Regions from separate parts of the Homo sapiens genome. Here region 2 is linked to region 1. A link is a loop called in an ENCODE intact Hi-C map of the cell type or tissue named here. Cell type or tissue: PC-9. All regions are shown on one strand. Region 1 overlaps PRKAB1-AS1 (PRKAB1, TMEM233 and CCDC60 antisense RNA 1). Region 2 overlaps PRKAB1-AS1 (PRKAB1, TMEM233 and CCDC60 antisense RNA 1).

Region 1 (4,000 bases):
TTTGAGCTTACTTTGTTATATTTATAACTTCCTAACCTGGATACTTAGTTCACTAATTTTTAGCCTTTATTTTTAATATAAAAATTTAAGAATATACATTTTTTGAAGTACTTCACTAGATGCATCCCATAAACTTTAATTTATAGCATTTTCATTATTTTCAATTGTAAGTATTTGTACATTTTCATTATGATTTTTCTTGGATTCATGTTATATAGAAGCATGTTCTTCTTTTTAAAATTGAGAAGCACATTCTCTAAGGTCAACATTTTTTGTTTTCTTTTTGTTATCGACTCCATTACATTCTGATCAGAGATCATAATCTATATGACATTGATTCTTTGAAAGTTGTTGAAACACTTTACTGCCTGAAATGTGGTCACTTTTTGTAACTGTTTCATATGTAATTGAGAAGAATGTGTGTTCTCTAATTGTTGGGTACTGGGTTCTGTATATATCTATTAAATCAGATTTTTAAATTGTGTTGTTCAAAGACTCAGTTACTGCAAGATATGTGTTGAAATCTTCCATTTTGAACACCTGGATCCTGCTATGGCTGAAACATCTATCTTTGGATTTCTTTTTTTTCATTTGAGCCAATGAATTTTTGTTTTTTTGCTTGAGTGGGCTTGGATTGGGTTTTGTTTCACAAACCTAAATAGCTGTCGGTGGACAGTTCGGTTGCTTCCACCTTTTGGCTGTTGTGAATAATGCTATGAAAATAGGTATACAAGTCTCTTTTTGAGGCCGTGCTTTCAACTCTCTTTTTAATGTTTTGAAGAACTGCCATACTGTTTTCTGTAACAGCTACACTATTTTACATTCTCACCAATGGTACACAAGGGTTCCAGTTTCTCCCTATCATCACTAATATTTGTTATTTTCAATTTCTTTTGACTATAGCCATCCTCATGGGTGTGAGGTGATATCTCATGTGGTCAACAGGTTTTTATCATGCGTCTGGCACTGTGCTAAGTGGATTACAGCACAGCAAACACACTTACAGAACTTGAAGCCGTGTGGGTATAAAATATACACACATACCGAATTACAGTTTTGCAAATTGCTCTAAGGGAGAACTTCTCCAAGGGAGAAGTTACAGGGAATGGGGTCGAGGGCGTGACTTACTCCTAGAGGAGGGGCATCTCTTAAAGAGATACGTGGTAGGCTGGGCTTGGTTGCTCATGCCTGTAATCTCAGCACTTTGGGAGGCTGAGGCGGGTGGATCATCTGAGGCTGGGAGTTCGAGACCAGCGTGGCCAACATGGAGAAACGCCATCTCTACTAAAAATACAAAATCAGCCATGCATGGTGGTGCGTGCCTATAATCCCAGCTACTCAGGAAGGTTGAGGCAGGAGAATCGCCTGAACCTGGGAGGCGGAGGTTGCAGTGAGCTGAGATCGTGACACTGCACTCCAGCCTGGGCAATAAGAGCGAAACTCGGTCTCAAAAAAAAAAAAAAAAAAAAGACATGGTAGCTCGCTCCCATGCATCCTCCTGGGATGGAGAACTTTTCATGCTGTTTCCTTAATAGGCTTCTGGGGCGGTGACCTTTTAGCTGCTGAGTTTTCAGAGGCCCACAGGTCCTTTCTTAGCGCACAGTAGCCTTCGGGACTGGGGCTTGCCAAACACCTTCAGAAGTCCCCAAAGAGCTCTTACTCTGGCAAACAGTTTGCCATCAATAAACAGGGCAGTGCTTCCTGCCCAGATGCCTGTTAAACTTGCCTCTCTGCCACAGTGAGTCACTCTTAGCAAAGGTTGCCTTGTTGGGCAGGATGGTCTGGTGACCCAAGGCCACTTGGTTTTCTGTGATCCCTTTTGCCAATTTGTGACCAGAAGTTAGATGGTCACTGGGGCAAGGGGAACTGGTGGTAAATGGAGTCACCAGAGGTGGCAGGATGGTTGCTATGTTTGGGTGCATTTTCCGTTAATTCTGTCTAAATAGGTTTTTAAAAACATATATGTATTTATTTATTTTTATTTTTTTGAGACAGAGTCTCACTCTGTCTCCAAGGCTGGAGGGCAGTGGTGCAATCTCAGCTCACTGGAACCTCCACCTTCTGGGTTCAAGCTATTCTCCTACCTCAGCCTCCTGAGTAGCTGGGATTACAGGTACGCACCACCACGCCTGGCTAATTTTTTTTTTTTTGGAGACAGAGTCTCGCTCTGTCGCCCAAGCTTGAGTGCAGTGGCACAATCTTGGCTCACTGCAAGCTCCGCCTCCCGGGTTCACGCCATTCTCCTGCCTCAGCCTCCCAAGTAGCTGGGACTACAGGCGCCCACCACCACGCCCGGCTAATTTTTTGTATTTTTTAGTAGAGACGGGGTTTCACCGTGTTAGCCAGGATGGTCTCGATCTCCTGACCTCGTGATCCACCCGCCTCGGCCTCCCAAAGTGCTGGGATTACAGGTGTGAGCCACCGCGCCCGGCCTAATTTTTGTATTTTTAGTAGAGACTGGGTTTCACCATGTTGGCCAGGCTGGTCTCCAACTCTGGACCTCAGGTGATCTGCCTGCCTCAGCCTCCCAAAGTGCTGGGGTTACAGGTGTGAGCCACCGTGCCCAGCCACTAAATAGTTTTTAAAATATATATAGAGAGAGTGGCAAGATTGGACCCAATGATCCTTTCTTGCTTGGCATTTGGAGAGCTTGAGAGGAGGTGCCCAGGGCAGTCATTTTGACATTTTCTTTGAAGAGACAGGATGACACCACCCAGTTATGCTAAATTCTTGGAAAATTAGTGCAATACCCCTCTCTTCTTTCTCACTCAAGAAAGTTGAGAAGAAAGCCAATTTATAGGCTGGGTGCAGTGGCTCATGCTTGTAATCTCAGTGCTTTGGAAGGCTGAGGTGGGAGGATTGCTCGAGGCCAGGAGTTCAAGACCAGCCTGGGCAACATAGTCAGACCTCATCTCTACAAAAAATTTAAAGAAATCAGCTGGGTATGGTGGCATCTGCCAGTAGCCCCAGCTACTTAGGAGGCTGAGGTGGGAGGATCGCTTGAGCCCAGGAGTTCAGGGTTATAATGAGCTCTAATTGTGCCATTGCACTCCAGCCTGAGTGACAGAGCTCTAAAAAAAATTCCAAATTATAAGTGTAATATCATTATAGCAAAGCATACTTGGCATAGCACCTGGCACTTAGACCTGTGCTCAAGACCATAAGCTATTTTTATTTATTGTTATTATTATTATTATTATTTTTGAGATAGAGTCTTGCTCTGTTGCCCAGGCTGGAGTGCAGTGGTGTGATCTCGGCTCACTGCAATCTCTGCCTCCCTGGTTCAAGTGATTCTCTGCCTCAGCCTCCCAAGTAGCTGGGATTACAGGCACCCGTCACCACGCCCAGCTAATTTTTGTATTTTTAGTAGAGACGGGGTTTCGCCATGTTGGCCAGGCTGGTCTCGAACTCCTGACCTTAGGTGATCCACCCACCTCAGCCTCATAAAGTGCTAGGATTACAGGTGTGAATCACTGCGCCCGGCTTATTTTTAATTAATTATTATTATGTATGTCTTAGGCCTAACCTTCAACCAGGAGTAGCCAAACCACACCCCATGGTCCACATCCATCCTGCCACCTGTTTTTGTATGACCTGAGAACTAAGAATAATTTTTGCATTTTTAAGTAGCTAAAAAAGAGAATAATAGTCTCTGACATGTGAAAATTGTATGAAATTCAAATTGCAGTATCCTTAAATAAAGCTTAATGGGAACACAGCATTGCCTGTTTGTTTATGCATTGTCTGTGACTGCTTTCACACCACCATGGCCGAGTTCAGCAGAGACCATACGACTCACAAAGTCTCAAATATTTATTTTCTGTTCCTTTACAGAAAAAGTTTGCCAAAACTCTTACTAGACTGTCACATCCATTGGAATCCACAAGTACGTACTTGTTGAATATTTATCTGTGAGGTTCAAGACCATGTCCATCTTGCTCACCATTGTCTTTCTCTCTCTTTTTTTTTTTTTTTGAGACGGAGTTTTGCTCTTTCGCCC
Region 2 (4,000 bases), 84 kb before region 1:
AAGGTTTAGGGTAGAGAGGCCTTCCTTCTCTCAGGACATTGATGAGGAAGTTTGTAGCCTGAAGAGCTACTCCCATGAGAGAAACCAGTTTGAGGTCAAAGAATACACAAAGGTGGACAAAGCTGAGAAAATCAAAGGGAAACAGAGCCATAGCCTATTAAATTTGTGATGTGCAGAATCAAACCAACCTTGAAGTTTGTCTTCTATCTGAAATTTTCCATTGTGAGAACTGGTAACTGCCCTTATTAAAGCCAGTTGGATTTTCTGTTGCTTACAACCCAAAGCATCCTAAATCGTATACTCGGATGGACTCATATCCTTCAACAGTAGAAATGTAGCTGTTTTTTCTTTCCTGTGTATATTAATTATTGTGCATAGAAAATATATCTTAGACATTGAAGTGAGACCTCAGAGCTTCTTAAATATCGAATAAGCAGGCCGGGAGCAGTGGCTTGTGCCTGTAATCCCAGCACTTTAGGAGGTCAAAGTGGGGAGATCACTTGAGTTCAGGAGTTCAAGACCAGCCTGGCCAACATGGCAAAACCCGATGGCTACTAAAAATACAAAAATTAGCTGGGTGTGGTGGCTCATGCCTGTAATCCCAGCTACTGGGGAGGCTGAGGCAGGAGAATCACTTGAATCTGGGGGGTGAAGGTTGCAGTGAGCTGAGATTGTGCCACTGCACCCCAGCCTGGGCAACAGAGCGAGACTCCGTCTCAAAAACAACAACAACAACAACAACAACAACAAAATCAAATAAGCAATCCCAAAAGGAATGTGTTATAATTAATGCAAATCGGCCGTAAAAGTTCATCTCACAGAAATTTATGTCAAGTTTGCAACGAATTAGGGACAATGGGTAATAGGCTATTAGGTCATTGCACGCTGTTATGCGTAGAAAGTAGTTCTGTTATTTTTGCTTAGTTATGAACTAAACTCTGAGAGTTAGTTTATCATTTATGGGAGTTAATTGAGTGTAATGATTAAGATCATGGATTTTAAAATCAAATGGCCCAACATTCAGCAGTTGTGCCTCAGACAAATTATTTAACTCTTCCATGACTCAGTTTCCTCAGATGCAAAGAGAAGTTAATGGTATTTATATCTAGGGTTGTTAATAATGATCAAATGAGAGATCATGTCAAAGGTTTAGCAGAATGTCTGGCAAATAGCAAGCCATAATGTTTGTTATTATAGTTACCCACTTTTTTTTTTTTTTTTGAGATGGAGTCTTGCTCTATTGCCCAGGCTGGAGTGCAGTGGCGCCATCTCTGCTCACTGCAAACTCCGCCTCCCGGGTTCACGCCATTCTCCTGCCTCAGCCTCCTGAGTAGCTGGGAGTACAGGCGCCCGCCACCGCGCCCGGCTAATTTTTTGTATTTTTAGTAGAGACGGGGTTTCAACGTGTTAGCCAGGGTGGTCTTGATCTCCTTACCTCGTGATCCGCTCACCTCGGCCTCCCAAAGTGCTGGGATTACAGGCGTGAGCCAACGCGCCCGGCCCTTTTTTTTTTTTTTTTTTTTTAATAGTTAAACAACTACCGTGGGACAGAAGAGCTAAGTTTAGAATTGTAGAATATAGAGACTGAAGAACAAGCCCCGCTGAGCCAGTGTTGGCATTTGATGATCTTATCCACCTTGAATTTCTAAGGAACAGAGGTGTGACTAATTGAATCTACATCATTTTTGAAAAGTTCCATATCAGAAATAAGTCTTAGAGTGAGATAGCCCAAAAATTACCATCAGAGATCAGCCAAAAATCTGGTTCCAAAGCAACAGTTGCTCAGTTTTTGTTTTACTGAAAGTTTATTACTCTAGAACATCTTGCTTCTTTGCTTCATCAAAGCTGTGTGATTTTCTTCCAGTTTGTTTCTGGATCCTACACTAACTCAGAGAGTATAAAAAGCAAAGAAATACGATATTTGTCAAATTGTTAGGGAACACTCTAAATTGTCTTTCTCCATTTTTTCCACTAGGGGGCATCCCAGGCACAAAGGAGGCTGGGGTTCATTTGGGTCTCTATCTTTTCTTTTTCTCTTCTTTTCTCTTCTCCTTTTCTTTTTCTTTTCTTCTGTTTTTTTGAGACAGAGTTTTGCTCTTGTGGCCCAGGCTGGAGTGCAGTGGCACAATCTCGGCTCACTGCAACCTCCGCCACCTGGGTTCAGGAGATTCTCCTGCCTCAGCTTCCCGAGTAGCTGAGATTACAAGCATGCACCACCACTCTCGGCTAATTTTTGTATTTTTAGTAGACATTGGGTTTCACCATGTTGGCCAGGCTGTTCTCGAAGTTCTGACCTCAGGTGATCCTCCTACCTCGGCCTCCCAAAGTGCTGGGATTACAGGCATGAGCCACCGCGCCCAGCCGGGTCTCTATCTTCTTGAAATTATTTTTTGGTATAAGTCGATTTTCATTTCTTCCTTTTTCTAAACCATCACGATAAGGAATATGTGAGAAAGTTTTGAGACAGGATTTACAGCCAATACCTTGGTTAGCTTCATCTTGCTTTAAAATTCAAGTTTAAATCTTGTCAGATAACAATGTAAAAATAAAGCTATGATGATGGAGGAAGCTTTGACTCAGTTTTCTTCTTCCATTTCTCTCTACCTCATTAATTAATTAATTAATTCATTCATTCATTAAATAACTATTGGAAACTTATGTGCCAGGTACCAAGCTAGGGACCAGGAAGACAGAGGTGAACAAGATGAACATGGTCCCTGCCCTCATGGGGGCTCATGATCTGCTGGGAAAGACAGATATTAAATGGTAATTGTGCAAACTGCATCTAACTACCATTGTGATATGACCTTGAGTGAAACCACGGGGAAGTGTGAGCATGCAAAAGGGAGACCCTCATGTTCTTGAAACGTTGGCATATCAGAGAAGGCACCTCTGAACAAGAGGCACTTAATCTGAGATAAAGGAGTGGACATTAGCCAGGAGGAAGGGCACATGGGGAAAAGAACCTTTCACTCATTCAGCAAATAGCTATAGAGTATCTGCCATGGGCCAAGCCCTAGTCTAGATGCTGGGGACACATCAGTGAACAGAACAGACAAGGTCTCTGCCCTCACAAGGTCAACATCCTAGGGGGAGGAGATAGATAATAAAGAAGATAATAAATAAGTAAACAGTTAAATAAAAATATTGTTAGTGGTGGCAAACCCCATGGAGGAAGTAAAACAGGGTGGTGTAATAGCAAGTGATGAGGGGTGGGGTGGTTGCCTTAGAGATGGGGGTTAGGTTGATCCTCTCTGAGAAACTGTGACCTAGGGCATGGGGAAGAAAGGACCAGCTATGTGAAAATCTGGAGAATGGTGTTATGAATGGAGGAAACAGCACACATAAGGCCTTGAGACCAGAATGATCTTGTCATGTTTGGGGCCAGTGTGTGGCTGCAGCTGAGTAGAGTGGGGGCGAGGTAGAAGATGAGATCTGAGAGGCAGCCAAGGGTCTGATCATGTAGGGCTTTGCGGGGTATCATTAAAAGTTTGGATTTTAAAACACCGCATGTTCTCACTCATAAGTGGGAGTTGAACAATGAGAACACATGGACACAGGGAGGGGAACATAACACACTGGGGCCTGTCGGGGGGGTGGGGGGCAAAGGGAGGGAGAGCATTAGGATAAATGCTTAATGCATGCAGGGCTTAAAACCTAGATAATAGGTTGATAGGTGCAGCAAACCACCATGGCACACATATACCTACGTAACAAACCTCCACGTTCTGCACATGTATCCCAGAACTTGAAGTTAAAAAATAAAAAAAAGTTTGGATTTTAGTCCAGAAGAGTAGATGCTCCAGAATGAGCAGTCCTTTTGACACTGAAGAAGAGAACAGACTCGCTGGCACTAGAGCCCATATCTAGGGGACCATCAACTTGTTAATGTCCCTTGGTCTTTTACTCCGAAGACAAAAAAAATGAAGAATAAACAAAGTTGTGGAAAAGGTACTGATTTCACCTATCAAGGATGAAAGGGCAAAATTACAAGAACGGA

Evidence for each region. Hi-C counts contacts between places; a loop is a spot of excess contacts. Peaks named below come from ENCODE experiments on the same cell type or tissue, not always from the same donor. Only the 100,000 strongest peaks of a DNase experiment are listed, where the experiment ranks them.
Region 2: a loop joins it to region 1, with 2.4 times the contacts of the local background. A loop is called at or near these places in 1 of 110 quality-filtered maps.

Annotation. Positions count from the first base shown.
Region 1 is chr12:119,563,321-119,567,320 of GRCh38, reverse strand. All of the region lies in intron 1 of PRKAB1-AS1 (PRKAB1, TMEM233 and CCDC60 antisense RNA 1), which reads left to right. Among named protein-coding and RNA genes, the nearest start is that of TMEM233, 28 kb to the left of the region's middle. In PC-9, no CTCF peak of the experiment used is centred here; a DNase peak (open chromatin) is centred at 1,730.
Region 2 is chr12:119,647,379-119,651,378 of GRCh38, reverse strand. The region is part of intron 1 of PRKAB1-AS1 (PRKAB1, TMEM233 and CCDC60 antisense RNA 1); the gene reads left to right. It also overlaps a transcript of TMEM233 not described here. Among named protein-coding and RNA genes, the nearest start is that of PRKAB1-AS1, 19 kb to the left of the region's middle. In PC-9, CTCF peaks have their summits at 1,795 and 1,995 (motif pointing right); no DNase peak of the experiment used is centred here; H3K27me3 peaks cover 922 bases.